Regions from separate parts of the Homo sapiens genome. Here region 2 is linked to region 1. The links are chromatin loops, found by intact Hi-C in ENCODE. Cell type or tissue: prostate gland. All regions are shown on one strand. Links, peaks and the distances in the headings refer to the core of each region. The heading gives the core; the rest is flanking DNA.

The links. Hi-C counts contacts between places; a loop is a spot of excess contacts. Peaks named below come from ENCODE experiments on the same cell type or tissue, not always from the same donor. Only the 100,000 strongest peaks of a DNase experiment are listed, where the experiment ranks them.
Region 2: a loop joins it to region 1, with 2.6 times the contacts of the local background. A loop is called at or near these places in 4 of 110 quality-filtered maps.

What each region holds. Positions count from the first base shown.
Region 1 is chr11:92,324,915-92,333,716 of GRCh38, reverse strand. The region is part of intron 1 of FAT3 (FAT atypical cadherin 3); the gene reads right to left. Among named protein-coding and RNA genes, the nearest start is that of FAT3, 100 kb to the right of the region's middle. In prostate gland, for the core only: no CTCF peak of the experiment used is centred there; a DNase peak (open chromatin) is centred at 3,856.
Region 2 is chr11:92,881,061-92,889,862 of GRCh38, reverse strand. FAT3 (FAT atypical cadherin 3) reads right to left here. Exons shown (of 28, transcript NM_001367949.2): 24 at 6,470-7,125; 25 at 2,750-2,863; 26 at 615-674; 27 at 1-7. Among named protein-coding and RNA genes, the nearest start is that of LINC02746, 30 kb to the left of the region's middle. RefSeq lists an enhancer at 180-1,379 and a silencer at 3,206-3,500. In prostate gland, for the core only: a CTCF peak has its summit at 3,360; DNase peaks (open chromatin) are centred at 3,382 and 4,404.

The DNA.
Region 1 (8,802 bases), core at 341-8,340:
TATATTTATGAGGCAGAAGTAGAGAGAATGATAATTTGAACATAATTAGAGCTTATAAAAAAACTTCCATGGTTTTTCTAGTTTTTGATCAAGGCTAGAATCTGGAGAATTCTGATTATGTTACAGGACTTGCAGCTTCAAATTCTCCACCAAATAAGGGGATTCTGAGAGAAAACACACTTGTATAGAGAAGAGAAGAAGGCAAGGTGCAGAGAGACAGCTGGACAGACACTGATGACTTACTAAACCTCCCTCTTGGTCCCAGGTCCCGGGGCCAGCTGCTGCTTTACTTGAATCCTTGACTCTCTTATACTAGAATTTCAATGATTCCAGGGTAAGTCAGAGAATTAAATTACTAATATGACTTAAGGAGAATCTGAAACACACAGGAATCACTATTATAATAAATATTTGTAACTTTACAAAGGATCAGACCAATGGTGCTGAAGCCCAAATACCATTAACATGATTCCACATGTGGAATTGCAAAGCAGTTGAATGACCTAAGGCAGCTATTTGACCTCTTCATTCCTCCCCAGTCATTTGGGTAGGACTTATAAGTATCTGGCCTTCTATTCTGCTGATTTTCAGCTTGCTGTCCAGTTTTTATACATAAAAATATGGTGCTTGGGTTCTTGGCTTGACCTTGGAGCCATCAATTATCTAAAATTTCTAGTTTTTTAACGCTGAGATCACTTAAACCCCACTGTTGTTAAGTACACTGGTTCTGCAACTCAATTTAATTCAGCCAACATTTATGAAATACCTAGCAGAGATCAACTTCAAGGAACTTAAGGGAGGGAAAATACTAACATAACATAGCAAATACTATAAAGCAAGGAAACAAAGGGCTATGAGGACACAGAGCAGGGACTAATTGCTGTGTAGGAGAAAGAAAATGGAGGAACTCTATGGAATAGAAGGCAATAAATAGTATCTTACTAAGTGCCTACCAATTGCCAGATATTGTGATCATGTATGCCTTAAATACATTATTTTATTTTATTCTCACAATAAATTCGGTGGGTATCATTATCTCCATTTTATGGATGGTAAAACTGAGTTTTAAGGGTACCCAAGGGAGAGAATACAGTCATGGGTTTTTAGTTTCTGTTTCTGGTTGGGCCAGTAAAGCCCCTTCCTCAACCCTCTCTTCTGCTTATCACTAGAGACAGAACCCAAAAACCATGTCTTCAAGCTGCTAAAAGCCTAAAACAAAACAAAACAGAACAACAACAACAAAATAAGGCAGGTTAGACAAGCTTGGTTAATTAAGGTATTTGGCTTATGTTCTTATTCATATGTGGTAGAGCTATAATTCCAACTTAAGTGTATTTAATTCCAATGCCTAGGCTCTTACCCACCATGTTATTATGCTCTCATCTGAGGTGGATCACAGAAGACAGAAACAATTCTAATGATTAACTGGAATCTTTTTGGCCCGAAATCCAGATGGAGCAGAGGAAGTAAAAACACAGATGTGGGAAAGTGCAAGAACTGTCTGAGAAAGAATCAGTGACCCAGTATAGTTCAACTGGAGGAAGCTCATACACAGGGTGAACAAAGCACAAGCCCTAAATGTCAAAATGAAGACCATGAACTTTAAACTTGGGCACTTCAGGAGCCCCCTCCCTACCTGCTTTTTCCTTTAATGATCAGGTTAGCACCATGATGGAAGAGCTGCTTCAGGAAAATGATGGCTCTTGTAGCTAACATGTGTGAGATATAATTGAGGGGAGTAGATAGATAAGAAGCAGAAGGATTTGATAAGGAACCCTAAACTGAAAAAGGCTATCTTAAGAAAACATCATGGCCCTTTAGTCAAGTTAATTTATCCCAGCTTTAGTACTTTATATATGTATTACTGTTTAATGTATTATTTTTCCACTTACAAATCCCCATGATTATATGCCAAAACTATTTTTAGTCAACAACTTTTCTAAATGAGTGGGTATCAAGAACATAGGCCAGAAAATTCCGTTTAAAAAACAAGAAAATCTGAGTTCCAATTCAGTTTTTCATTTACTTTAGACTACATTGTGTTAGGACATTCACAAAGCCAAAGACAAGAAGGTTAGTACCTCAGTTCTGGAGTATCTAAGTCCATGATAAAGGAAAAGAAGTCAGGATGTGGTTTTATAGCCACTTTGTAAGAAAGAAGGTCAGCTGCTTCCAAAACACCCATGACAGACACTTTAATAAGAAGGGGTTTACTGCTAAAATAACACTCCACACCTGCCCTGAGGGGCTATGTTTAGTGTCATTTTACCATTATCTGCATTTCATGTGCTTCTGCCACAAGCCTTTATTTTGTTAAACAAACTATAATATATGACCTGCCTGAAGAGAAAATATTTATTCAGATCAGAAAAGGACTTTTAATACCTCAGAGAGGTTTTCATGAAACTCTCATTTTGAAAAAAAAAAAAGAAGAAATAAAACATACCTTATATGCACTGCATTTCATTATCTATTCAACCACAGACAATACTTAACTGTGCAATAGCAGCGCTAAATCATGTTAAATTACTCTTGATCTACCACATCTTAAAGATAGGCTGAAATTTATCTCAAACAGCCCTCCTAATTATATATTTTATCTGACATGATAAAGTATTTCATTACAGGTTTTATTTTCTTAACATTTAAACAACTGTGTATAGCATTAAATAACATCTGAAAAGCTGTAAATGTTTCTCTCTCTCTCTCTCTCACACACACACACACACACACACACACACACACACACACCCTTTACTCCTGTCAATTTCCCTAACAAGAAATCCCTTCCTTTACTCCATTACCATAATTTGCAAACTAAAGTCAATGTGAACTCATTAAAATACTTCACATTATTCAATATTTGTTGTGTTTATCAGATATTTAAAGCCTTTCCTTCCAAAGTGCTAATATTCTAAAAAATAAAACAATTACACATTTTGTAGGCATAATAGCAACATTCAAATGAATATTTACCCAAATAAATAATAATGAAGCAATAAAGTACTCCATTTATTTGCATATTTTTGTCCATCACCCAACACAATGCCCTTAGAGTTTATTAAAAACTCAAAACCCACGCAATACAGCTGAAGGAACTACACTCAGAACATGAAGACCTGAGTTGTACTTCTGTTTGTCTTGGGACCCTGGGCAAAACACTTAAACTCTCTGACTTTGCTCCTTCTCCCCAACCTCACAGAGCTATTTATAAAATCATGTTCCTGAAAGCATCCTGAAATTTAACGTATAAACTATCTTTCATTGTACCGCTGAGGAAGCCAAGGACAAGACAATGAAAATGTCTTGCTCAGAGTTAAAAGGCAGAGGGCACACAGATAGCTCTGCTAGATTCTCCAACAGGCAGACAAACTGTTAGGACATGAATAAAGCAGAGAGGGGGATAGGGCAGCTTCCATGGATTAATGCCAAATTCTGCAATCATAAAATCTAGAAACACACTATTTTAGTTTCAACATACATGGAGTTTTGTAATATTTCAAAAAGGTCTCATTTTGTTTTGACTTACATAGATGGGCACATTATCATCTTTCAATGTTTAGTGCATCTGAAGGTCTTAAACAATCTCTAGGAAGAGAATGTTTTTGCTTCAGTTCTCTTTCCACTACATTTCAACTGTTTTTGGGTTTGTCTGTTAGCTTTCTTCTCATGCTAAGTGTTGCAACCTTCACTTTAAAAATGTAGTCATTTTAATGTTTGACTTTAAAAACTTGCCTGATTTCTAATGACTGTGAAAAACATTCAAATAAAGCTGAAGTGTACTAAGCACAGGTCAAATCTTCCTCTGGTATCACCCAGTGTGCAAACTTCATTCCTCCCCGACAGTTTCTTACTGCAGAAACTGTCAAGGTTTCTGACTCATTGATTGGTAAGGCAAGCTCCCAAAGGTTTGGAAAAAGCTAACAAGCTAGAACTGGAGAGAGGGTTTTTTTGTTTGTTTTCGGTTTTGGGGTTTTTCCCTAAAAATAAAGAGCTCTTATTAAATAAAAGCTAAGTGGAACACAAATAGTTTTTAAAAATTTGGGACAAGGATAGGAACTACACCTTCACAGTAGTGTGTCTTCACAAAGAGAAAAAAAAAATTCTATAAAAAGATGTACATATTCCACGTGACTAGCAGAATATAAACTTAATTAACAGCCTACCTGAGGCTGGGTAATTTATAAAGGAAAGAAGTTTATTTGGCTCAGTGTTCTGCAGGCTGTACAAGAAGCATGGTGTTGGCATCTGTATCAGGTGAGGGCCTCAGGCTGCTTCTACTTACTATGGAAGGGGAAGGGAAGTCAGCATGTGCAGAGATCACGTGGCAGGAGAGGAAGCAAGAGAGCAAAAGGGGAGATGCCAGGCTCTTTTTAACAGCCAGCTCTCCTAGAAACAAACAGAGCAAACACTCACTCATCTCGGAGGGAGGGCATTAATCTTTTCAAGAAGGACCCACCCCCATGACCCAAAGGTTTCCTATTAAGCCTCACCTCCAACATTAGGATCAAATTTCAACATGAGGTTTGGAGTGGACCATAGCACCCCCACATGTAATACCTAGCAAAAGAGGCATGCTGAAACTATAGCACCAATTTTTGTATGGTATTGAAAAAAAAAAAGTCTGGATGATTACACACTCAAAAATAAAAGAAGAGGGATTAGAATAGTGAAAGAGAAAGATAGTATATTTTATTTCATATTCTTCTTTATTGTTTGAAGGTTTTTAAGTAATTATTTATAATCTGGTAATTTAAACAGTCTTTTAAAGCCTCAAAGTCGATGGTGGCCTAGTGCTTTACCCCACTGTCACATCACCCCACCTCCCTCCCCAGGTGGACAACAGCTGAAGTCACAGTTAAAAAATATCCCCACTTCTCTATGCCACACAATTCATCACCTCTGTCTTCAATGAATCCACTTTTTAAAATATGTGGAAAGCCAAAAAGGTGGTAATCGATGTTTTATGGCTGCAAACCTGAGGGCACATGGATTTGAATTACATCTAACTTAGCAGTCAACTTCTAAAGTCATTATGTCCCCTATACACACGGCTGTCACGTGCCTCGTAAGGTGGCACTTGGGAAGTAGTGGCTCTTACAGAAGCCAGAGCATTGGATGGGAAGACTTGAGTGCAAGTTCTTTCTCTGTTACTTTCTAGGCAGATAACCCTGAACAATTTCTGATTAATCCCTGAGGTTCAGCTGTAAAATAAAATAAAATACCCAGAGGATATCACTACTTAGTTCATTTACCTTGTACGATGATTACAGAAAACTCAATGATCAATATGAAGCCTTTTATATAGAACAAAAGCATTTCAGTTATTCTTATCTCCTGTGTATATTTCACCAACTGGAGATCCCTTTCAGGAGGACCAGATGTTAAAAATGCAAATATCCCTGAAGTATAGCATCGTTTGTCACCCTAGCTTCTACTGCTTTAATCAAATAATCTGGCAACTAGCTAAGTATGATTTCGTGTTCAGAGTGCAGGAGTTGACAGGAGGTAGGGAGTTGCATTTGGAAGCAGGAGGGCAAGAGTGGGTAAGGTATGGGAGTCAAAAGCACTTAATGTCCAGGCAGAACTGAGAAGAAAAAGGAATGAGAGAGATACTCAAATCCTAAATGGATGAGCAGCAGGAACAAGACAGGAACTGGGGCCCAAACAACTCCCAGAGCTGTCTGCAAGGCTGAAAATCATAGCCTTCATGGGCACCACCCTATCCTCTTGTTGGAAAGAGAAAAAGAAAGGTAGACACAGGGACTCATGGAAATTTCTGCCTCTTCTCTCTCCATCTTTTTGTAACTGTTTAGATCAAGAGCAACAGTTCAAGAATTCCAAGATTACCTTGAAACTGCACTCCAAAGTGAGAATACCATACTCGTTTTAGAAGTTAAAGAGGCAAACTATCCCCCTTGTTTTATTGGTGAGAACTCTCTTGGGTTAAGTGACTTCCTCAGAGTCACTGCCAAATGGCTACTTACTTGCAGACCCAGTGGATGGGACCCGGAGCTTTCAGCTACTGAAAGGGTTGCTGCTGCTGACTCCGTTTTAAACATGTGTGGAGTCAATGATGTCTGAAAATCATTCAAGGGCCACAAGCAATGGGAAAGATACATTTAATCCACTGTCTTATAATCCTGGAGAAAGCCACTGTCTTGACAAGTGATTAAAGAAAACGCATCTTTTAACTTCTTTTTACAAGAAAAGAATATGCAGACTAGTAAGCGTTTTTAAAATATTTTAGAGGCTGCCATATACTATATCTCTTGGCTTCTGAATTTTCTGAAATGCTCTGCCCCAAAGTAAGAATCCATCAGAGCTTGAATCCTCCAAGAAACTCCTCATTGTCCTAGTTTTGCGATCACAATATGACCTATTTCTGTCCATTCCCTGCTTCATTCTGCTTGAACTATAAAGAACTTGAATTCTCTGATTCCATGGCTCTGACTCTTGGCTTTGCAAGTAGAAAAAAAAATAAAAGGGAATCTTCTATTCAGTCTAGGTGCCTTTTAATAGGAAGCCTACATAAGTCTTTTTCTTCCACCTTTTTCTTTTCAACACAGACAAAAAAGAAAAATTCAGTAATAAGTTGCATGATAAGCAAAAGTAACTCCATGTCTTTTAATAAATATTATTTAAAATGCACCTATACTGCATACAGAATATCTTAAAATTCTGATTATTCCTATTTCCCCTTGAAAAGTGACTGAGTAAAGGAAAGGAAACTTCAAGTTGCCTCTCAAGTGCAATAGTAGGATAAAAAAGCAGTTACTTTGCACTGGGCCAGTGAATGCTGACTCCAGAAAGCTTCAGTTCCCAGAATTATTAAAGAATTATTATACTTTTACTCAGTAATCTAAATAAGAAGTGAGTCAATATAGGTCCCTATTTCTAAGTCTTGAGAGTAAATAGCCAATAGAAAATAAGACTCCAGTTTCTGATGAAGCAGGGATAGAGGCTGGGTTCCTCCAGACTGTACAAGGAAAATACACTAGCGGGCTGCGCCTGGTCCCAGCAGAGTGGGTTAGGAGCAACAGGCTTCATGCTTATTTATTTGGATGCCCTTTGGTGGAGAGCCAGCCATGGTCAAATAAGGTCACATCTATTATATCCACCATCAACTACAACCATCCTGATGGAGGCAATGAAAGGAAGAGATGTTGTCCTAAAGGAAAGGCTGGGCTTTCGGACAGGTAGATGGCTGGTTGAAATGTTTCCTTCTTTGTCTACCGCATCCAATAAGTAATACAGACATTAAGTGTGTTCAATTCACATGGAAGGCGGTTAGAAGGATTAGGATCAACTCTTTCCCTGGTTTTTAATTCCTTTAATTCAGAAAGCAGCTTGCACAAAAACTAGGCTGAAGTCTGCAATATTGTACAGGATTGTTTTTGCCTACACAATATTCATTACCCTGGTATTGCTGAAATAACATCACGTTTCTTTAGAAAGCAAATATGTCCAACCCCATGTCATTTCACTTACGACAACTCTATGAGGTAGGTTTAATTAGCCACTTTTCACATTTCAGCAGATAGGTAAACTGAAGCTTCAAAGAAAAACTACTTGCTCAGAATCACATAGCTAGTATATGATGGAGCCTCCATGACTCTGGTGTTCAGTACTGGTTGTCTGCAATATTATGTTGCCTACCCAAGAATTACTGTGTGTTTTAAACTTTCTCACCAACATGGATATGGCTTGAGAGCTAGACCATAAGCTGAAAGGGCTTAGTAATGCATAAAAGAAATATACACATCCCCACAAATAAAGAATGGCCCGGCCAGGTATGGTGGCTCATGCCTGTAATCCCAGCACTTTGGGAGGCCCAGGCGGGCAGATCACGAGGTCAAGAGATCGAGACCATGCTCGCCAACACGGTGAAACCCGGTATCTACTAAAAATACAAAAATTAGCTGGGCGTGGTGATGCATGCCTGTAGTCCCAGCTACTCAGCAGACTGAGGCAGGAGAATCAATTGAACTCAGGAGGTGAAGGTTGAAATGAGCCAAGATCATACCACTGCACTCCAGCCTGGTGACAGAGCGAGACTCATCTCAAAAAAAGAAGAATGTCCCTTAATCTATGTCACTCAAGCTGCTGCAGACATGCCAAAGTCCTGCATTCCAAAGCACAGACACAATTTTAGCCACACGTCAAATGAGGGCTAAAGTAAGGAGTTGCCTGTCAGAATGAGAAAATGTCTACCTGCAATTAAAGCACAGGTTTAAAAAGGAGTTAAAAAAATGAAGAGGAAGAAGACTAAGGTAAAAACAAAAAACAAACAACAACAACAAAAAACTGTTATACTCATTGTGTACACCTAGGGAGTCACTGATAATAGGGCCAAAGTTTCTAACTTAACCATCAACCTAAGGGCTTTCTACACTTTCTCAGCAAAAATTTCTTTCATGTAGCTCTAGCCAAAGGAAGCAGAATATATTCCCTGTTTGTGCTGTAAGGAACCAGAGAAGTGGTGTCTTCAGGTCCCCACCAACTGTTTGGAGCTGTCAAGGCTGGCAGGCAAATCAGAAAGGATCAAGTCAAGCTTGTCATAATTGTACCTTAATGACTTCACATGCTGTATGAGTCTCACCTGCTCCACCTGTCAAACAACAATCCCCAGAGAATGTTCAGATTCCAGAGATATCTCCCCAGAGACTTGACATAATTTAACTAGCATGTTTGAAACGGGTTTTAAATGTGATCAGATTAAAGGTCCTGGTTCCTAGAATATCTCTGCTAGAATCCATCCTCAAATTCCTGGTGTCAGTCTTCAGTTAAGTCCTCTGGTGA
Region 2 (8,802 bases), core at 208-8,207, 560 kb before region 1:
ACAGACACTGTTTAAATACAAAGTGAAAAGTAAAACTGACAGTCCAAACCATGTGAAGAGGGATAAAACAGAACATTTGAGATGACTTTTAAAAACATACTCCTAAAGGCCTGTGGGCTACGACTAAGTTTAGCCTTTTTTATTTCTTCCCATTGTTATTTAGGGAAAAAACAAAGCAAAACAAAACAGATAAATCACATTTATGCCAGGCCCTAATTTTATTAAGTTACTAATAAAAGTTACGTGGTTGAAATAAGTATCCATAATATTGCAGCTGTGAATGATTTCTTAAGGATTCCCAGCTCATAATAGGTGCTCAATGAACACATGTTGAATATAAAGATAAATTTAGTATTAATCTGGATTGCAACTAATTGGGTGCTCTTTTCTTGAAAGGGATTTTATAAAGAGGGTACCTTATATATTTTTTACAAATTATGAACTGGGTTTTTTTTTTTTCAAAATTTTAAAACAGATCCATAAATATCCCACATCTCATCAGAAACCAGCTGTTTATTGCCCCCTCTGTGGCCAATCCATTAAAATCACTCCTAGTCCAAAGTAACAAGGAAGCAAAATTTCAAGAAATGCTATGGAAGAAAAAAAGTAAATACCTTCATTCTCTATAGTGTCAACTACATTGTTGACAAGCTGAATGACAGTCACTATGGAGGCTTGTGGTCAGGAAAAGAAGTCGGAGGTAGGGGAAGGACAGCTTCAGGTTAGTTGTATATTTTAAACACACCTTATTTTAACAACAACAACAACAGCAACAATGAAGGTGCGGCATGCAAACACCCAAAGCCTCCCCACAATCTGTTAGGAAGTGTATCAGTGGACACCTTTATCTAGAGGGTCCCGGGATTTGTGGAATGGAAGATAAATGGCAGCAAATCCAATGCCAGTCCTCCTGAAAGGCAGGATAGGTCATGATTGCTGAGTCATAAAGTCACCCCTCATGACTCAGCAAAATCAATTTAGGAAGGCAGTGGCTCATCAAGCTCTTGCTAATTTATCGTTAACAACTCCCAAAGGCTCTCAGAGGAAGACCTCACTATTTCCGGGGATAATTATTTGTTGGTCAGTCATGCTGCTCTGAACCAAATGCCAGTGATAGAGGATAACCTTTGCAGGGTTGATGGCTTCACGGTCACATAATGCCACTGACAGCCCAGAACGACCCAAGGCCTAGCTCCCACCAGTAAAGTGTGGACAGAAGTCAGCATTTGGCCTCTCGAATAATTAGAATAGAGAAGGAGATATCTGTGGTCTATATGGGTTGCCTTAATGCTCAGTACAAAGGCTTGTGGAGAGGTGATCAGGCTTAAAACCAATTTGATGAAAGTTCCTAACACCACCTGCCTCATTTGGGACCAACTTGGAAGGTTAACCCTAAAAGGGCAAGAGTGTGATCCTCAGGGTGCACACAGCAGAGCCCATGAGAACAGTTAACCAGGCATCATTGTTGGAGCTGCTGCCTGGACTCTGGACTCTATATTCTTAGGTATTTCTATATAAAGTGCAAACTAGCCACAGCTTTTCTTCTGGCTAGGGAGGAGGAAAAGAGGATACATCAAGGCAGACAGATCTGGGAGTGTGTCTTTGACCTTCCGATAATGGTCAGAAAAAGTCCACTGTTAGGTGATTTGTTGTCCCAGTAGATAGATACACTGAAGGCATCTGCACTTCTCAGAAGTGCCATCATTTGAAAGTGGTGATGAAAATAGGCTCTTTTACTTCCATGATTGCTTCTATGGTCTTGGAGCTCACCTGTTTCTGTATTTGCCTTGAAGACAAGGGCTATGCCTTTCTCATTTTGTACTCTGGGAAAAGGACTCAGCACATGCAAAAAATTCAGCAAGGATTTATAGATTGAATGATTACATAAATTAATAAGTATCCATTTGTTGCTAGTTGCTGACAAATGGGAAAATGACCTAAGGTAAGGCTGCTTGTCTCTGTGGATGACTGTTTGAAATTATTCTTAGTTTACCCAGCACGTTGAAAACACTCACTGTTTTATGACTGTTCCTGCTTCCCTCCCCTGCCCTGGGGAGAACAACCCATCCTCCGAAGCTGGTTCCTCAGCTCAGAAAACCCAGTCCAACATTAGCACCCTCTCCATAAGCATAAGTTCACAAGAGGTAGAGGTAGCAGCTTTGGAGTGTCAACAAAGTCTGTGAACCACGAGAAATTGCATGCAACATTTTGGGTGTATGTGCATTTTTCTAAGGAGCTGCTTCACAGTTTTTAATAAATTCTCCAACAGCCCATAACCCAAATGATTACAAGGGGGATTCAATTGAATGAAGATTCCACTGGTTCTATAAGAAGGTTTTTGTCTCTGAACTAATTTCTAATGACGGGGATGTTGGATGTACAGTGAAGAGGGAAGAGATCATTGGTAAAATAAAAAAAGAAAGAAATTACTCTGTCTGCTAGAGAATATCATTTGGGATGAAGTAGTTCCACCACAAACCAAATAAAAGAGGACTCACTACTGGAGGCCCAGGGTAACTACATCAACCCCTGATACAGATCTCTGGGCCTGCTCACAGCTACAGCTCAATGGGGGCTCCTTTGGCAATGACACCCAACAATGGAGTAAACCAGGGACCTGGTGAACACGCTCAAAAGCCCATGAACAGGTTGAGAAACAAAGCCAGTTGCACCACCCTCCTCCCAACCATGGTCTTCCAGAACAGGAAGCAGAACCCACCCGCTCCGAACAAATCTGATGACTTCTTACCATTGTCGTCACCAGAATCTGACTGGAAGGAGCTGAGGGACTGAACTTCAGAGTTGCTGCCTTTATTACTACCTGCAAAGCAGGTCACTTCTCCCGGGTCATCAACCCCTTTGTCTTCATGGACAGTGAAAGAGAAAGCAGAAATTACACTGGTTACCTTGTGCCTATTTCCAGTCCCACCCACCCCTCTCAGCTAGTTCACTTCTCGAGGCACTTTCATTTGCTTAGAGAAAATAATTTAGCTCCACAGTAGAAAATTGACTGTGCCACTGGGGGCAAAGTTCTGTCAATCAAGTGATTTACATTATGGATTCGAAACCCTTAGCCCATAGTAAATGAGCTTCCAAACAGCTGACAGCCAAAAGTGGCTGTTTCTTCCTCGAAGTGAAGCAACTGAGTGAAGAGTGAAATGAGGATGAAGTGGCTGCATTGCTCTTTGCCATTCAGAGTTAATTTACATCATTTACATGAACTGATGAGGTGTCAACACCAGGTTAAATGAGATAACTTTTAAAATGGGGTATAAATATTTTATAGGCAAGAATGCCTTTACATTTATCCTAACTTCCATCTCTGGACAGTAAGTGGAATTTTCAGCTTTGCCTCCTAGAGGGCAGCATTGTATCATTTTTGGGAGTGACCATGTTCTGCACCCTGTGTCAGGTAGGAGGGCTGGCAGTGGTGTGGATATGCCCTTAACCACATATGTCCTCCTTCTTTACCGTACAAAGACAGTCAGAAACACACAGATGCACATGCGTGCACACACACACACACACACACACCAGGGCTACTTTCTTATTTGATGGACTAAAGGAAGCAATAAAAACAGCCTATATCTTGAGGTTGCCAAGTGCAAAATGAATTAGTAGCCCAGAAATTGTCTCACCAGCTAACTCTGCCTTGCTTAACAAAGAAGGAAATGTATTCAATACAACCCAACAATACTTTGGGGGGAAATGTGAGTTTTGGCCTGAGGTGAATTCTGGAAATAAAGCTGTCACATCAGCAAGGAGTGAGGGCAGTGATCACCAGGAAGAGCTGCAAATCATCATGTAACGCAATGGTACAAAGAGATACAGACTTGTGATTAAAGGAACATTTGTTCCTCTCCGTGGCCACAGAAATCACGTTTCTTCCAAAAAGGGTGGTGTCAGGAACAGGCATGGTGGCTCTGCATCTGCTGTCAGAGGCTGAGGCCACAGGAGTTGGCTAAACGACCGATGTAAGTGGAGAGATATGCCAGGGAGACATTCACCTCCTAACAGCCATGTTGCAGAAAATATGACGATGAGCTTCAGAAAACCACAAGGTGTGCACAAGCTTAGCCCTGAACACAAGGAAGGAAATGACAAATAATCCACTCTGGTGAATGAAGTGCTGAGCATAAAACTCCTTTCTCCACTCCTTCATTTATTAACTCCCCCCTTTTTTATTGCTAAATAAAAAAGAGCCTATTAGCTAGTGGATTGGCAAGATTATAGTGGAGTCTAACTCAACAGATAATTTGAGAGGGAGTATATTTATGGCTGAAATTCAAGGGCAACTGCTTAAAATACATGTGTCTACAGAAAGACAATCAGCAGATAGCAAGTTGGGGCAGCACTAGAATAGAAAGAATTCATTCTTGGCCCTCTGTTATCACCAAGAAATCCTCTTCCTCTAATACCGCTCACCCTCCTTCCTGCCAAAGCTCCCAAGAACAGTGCTGGTAAGAGCACAGGTTTTAATCCTAACTTCTCCTTTTGCTAGTTAGGTGCCTTCAGGTGCGTATTTCACCCATTGAAGGGAGTTTTTTCCTCCGTGGAATGATGGCCTGGTAATGGTACCAACATGGGGGCACTATGATGGTTTAAGGAGATGATGCAACACACAGCAGTGTGCTTCACATTCACCTGCTGCCCTGACTTTCTCATCAAACCTCTTGGTTCTCAACCCTTGCATTCTGGCTTCTGCCTTGATGGCTCTACTGAGAAGCTCTTGAGATGCTGACTCCTCTCGTCATCAGGCTCACTATACATCTATTTTAGCCTGTGTCCTCCTTGGCGGTTTCACAGCATTCAACACTGATGACCTTACTGACATTCTCTTGGCTTCTGCACAAGGGTCCTCTCCTTTTCCCTCCTCTTTCTTTGTTGGCAAGTGTTTGTCTCCTTGCCTGGCTTCTCCCCTTCTGCCCAAAGCCCACATGTAGTCATCTCCAGGGTTCTTTTGGAGGCCTGGTTTGACCATCCTCTCTGTTCTTGTTCCCTTGGTGAGTTCACCCTCCTACAGAGTCCACCATCCTACATGCAGATGTTGTTCAAACTTTCACTTCTAACCTTGACCTCTCACCTGAACAACAGAGCCAGACATCTCTCGGGTAACCCTTTACTTGTCCTCTACACTGAGCTGCTTCCTGTTCCTGGGAGGGCATCTCCAAAGTGTCCTACTGAAATCTTACTCATGCTTAAAGATATCAGTAGGAATATCCCCTTCCTCCATGAAGAAAACCTTTATCTCCCTGGCTGCCCATGGTCTCTAGCTCCATCTGAAAACTTCCTGTTTCCTCCTTCTCCCTCAGCATATGCCACAGTGCTATAACCATAGCCTTCTAGGCTACCTAGGACACAGCTGCTACTGCGATACAAAGCCATTTGTCCTGATGAAGTTATAGGTTACAGCAAAGCTTCCTTTAGTCTCCTTGTGATGGACACTACAGCAGGGAAAACAATCTCTCACAGAGATGTTCACAGAGAGTACCTTACTGGCCCTCTGCTTTCTTCCCTTTTTGGGAAGAAAGCCTGTTCAATTTCTTCTCCTAGGATCAGCCAGAGCCAGCTTTAAAAAATGTAAATTATCATGCCAGTCACTTACTTAAAAACCTGCAATAGTGCTGCTGTTAAAATGTATCCGTTCTCTGGTGCTCAGCAAGCTCCAACTGCACCGACCTCCTCTGTGTTCTTCTACACACCAAGCTCCTTCCCACCCCAGGACTTTTGCACCTGTGGCTCTTCCCTGTGCCTAGAATGTTGCTGTGTGAGGCCAAGTGAAGAGGCAAACACCTCCATCTGGCCCAGACCACCTTTCTGCCTTGTGGATCCCCCTCTTGTTTCATGGTCTCTACATTCCAGCCAAGAAGAAATGACTTGCTTTTCTTCTGATCACATGGGTCCCCCTACGGTGGAATATCCTCCTTTCCCCAGACTCTTTAACTCATCATGGTCCAATTGAAGTGTCCCTCTGCTTCTCTCAAGTCTTCATTCTAAGACTGGAAATACTCTCTTCTTCCAGCCTTCCAGAGCACACTTCTGGACATCACTCAAGTGGCTTTTTGCACTTTGTACATAGGCCCAGACACACACACACTATTATAATTTATACACAATAACTAGTATACTTTCTTCTTTTCTTTTGCACTTTGACCAGTGGCCCGCTATTGTGAGAAGAGGATGGGTTTTGGAGCCTGGAAGACTTGAGTTGGGGTACTGACTGCCTCTTACTAGCTGCCTCACCTTGGGCTCATGATGTTACCCTCTCTGAGCTTCATTTCTCCCATCTGTAAATGGGAACCAGAACCAGGACAATTTTCCAGAGCTGGTGTGCACATTCGACATCAGCACATGTCATAGCGAATGCTCTGCATGCGGGGTCTCTCTCCCTTCCCGTAGCGTCCTCGCACAGCGCCCCTGCAGGTTCCCTGTAAGCACCGAGGGGTGAGCATTACCACTTCCTACTCACTCTCAGTTCCCGCGTCCCAGCCATTCTTCCGGATGGAGTCGCAGTCGGAGCGGCAGGGTGACACGGCGGGGAGGTTGGGGGCCACACTGCACACGACCACGCCCCGCCGGGCTGTCAGGATGCGGGGCGACTCAGGGTGAAACGTGGTCATTTCCTGGTGCTCGCCTCCCAGCCCGTCCACGATCTTATCCAGGTTGCTCCTGGAGTCACTCTGGAAGCAGGGTGTGTAGGCCATGGGGCGCACGGGGACCTGCGGGGGCCCCACCTCCTGGTAGACGTTGCGGCCGTCCCCACTGCCGCGCAGGTTCCGGAACGGGATGCCATTGCTCTTGTTAAGCAGGGCGGCGGTGGCCGGGTCCTGCACTAGCGTGATGTTGTTGCGGGAGTAGTTCTTGCGGAAGACCTTCTTGCGGAAGACTATGAAGAGAACCACCAGGATGAAGATGACGAAGAGGACCACGGCGATGCCGATGAGCTCCTCCTTCCCCACGTAGGAGTGGCCAGCCTGGATATTGGGTACCACCACGGGGCGCAGCCCGCAGTACTGGCCCACGTAGCCCGGCGTGCAGTTGCAGAGGAAGGAGCCGAACACGTTCACGCAGGAGCCTCCGTTCTCACACTCCTCTCGTTCGCACTCATTGATGTCCTCCTCACACCTGCGGCGACACAGAAGCCCCTCCCCACCGTCAGGACCAGTGCACACACGTTGGTATACGGGAACTCGAGAAAACACAGACATCTTTAAAAGAAAACGATGCACCTAAAGGGTACAGATGAAGCAGGACAAAGATGGTTGGTGGGGGGGGGGAGGGGGAGTTAATTTAGGCATTTCTGTGGCCACTGTGGTCCCCAAGTCATCACCTTGCCTTAAGGTGTTCCTCCCAACCCAATCTCTCCCAGGTCTTCCTTTCCTACCTGGGTTGGGGGAAAGGAAGAGACTGAGGTGGGAGAGGAGAGGAGGAGAAAGAGAAAGAATAACAGATGCTATTGAAAAGGTACTGGACTCCAAATCCGCGGGAGCAGATGCATCTCAGAATTTAAAATTGTGCAGTTTTAGCAAGGACATGCAGCACATATCTTTCACATTATGTAAAATACTCCTCCCCCTCACAGAAATTGGTGCTGGCCGTAGTATCCCATAATCAAAAATACCAGTGTTTCTGCAGTGAAACATATGGATATTCACACTAAATGAGAGAAATAAAGAGTAGAAAGAGCCTCAAAACAGTTTTGAACAGGTTTTGCCACCAAATTAGTTTGCCACTAACATACTCCAAACCCTTTAAGTTCTCAGAGCTTTTGGGATTGTAGAATTGCAGACAAAGAGCTGTGAATCTATATATCGGTTATAGGTTTTCCCCAGAGGAAAGTCTTTGGTTCTGACATTTTCCTCTAATGGCTACAGTAATTTTTGGTCCCTCTGGGAAGCTGGGGGCTGCAGGTGGGTGGGTGAAGGGCTACATGTCTTCAACATTCTGTGCTTATGTTAAAGGCTAATACTCATGTAGATTTTCAGGAAGAATGACTAAAGCATTCTAATGAAAAATAATTAAATCAATTTTATTCTCTTTAAAGCAATCCATGACTCACTTTGAGTATAATTATAAGGCAAGTGTTTCAGTCTTATTCTTTCTTAGCTTAGTATTATTTGAGAACATAGACCTTCTTTTTCACTTTTCTCTATTTCAGCAATTTTTCTGATATTTAAAAGGTCCAATCACCTATATTTTTGGTAATCTACCTTTTAAAATGTAGCCAAACGAAACCTAATTTGAACAGATAGAGGTGAGGACAGCCGGAAATTAGTCAGAATCACAGAGTATTTAAAAATAAATGCCGCTTTATTACTTTAAATTACATCCAACGATTCAAAATCAGTTAAGTATTTCCTGGTAAAGTCCTCGGGAGATTTGCTCTAATGAATAAGTAAGACTGATCTGTAATTAGAATATCACTTGCTTGAGATTACATACATATACTTCTAAAACGATCAAGGATGGCTGAAAGTGGCATTTTACTAGGAATTTAAAACGGTCTCTTTCCTTTTGGCAAATATTTAATTTTGTTTCTTTCTTATGAAAGAAAGGTTTGCAAAGGGAAGGTAAGTTTCAGTATCTCAGAATGATCAAAAAACAATAGGCCGTAGAGTCCAGTTAATGGATTCTGCGGAAATGGGTAGTATGTCTGCCTCCGAATTATAATAGAAATATTAGGTGGCCTAGATGACTTTCTTTTCTCCCTAGTTACAGACTACATAGTAATCATACACAATTTTGAAGGTATAGGGAAACATAAAGTAGAAAATATGAATTACTCATGACCCTACTACCCAG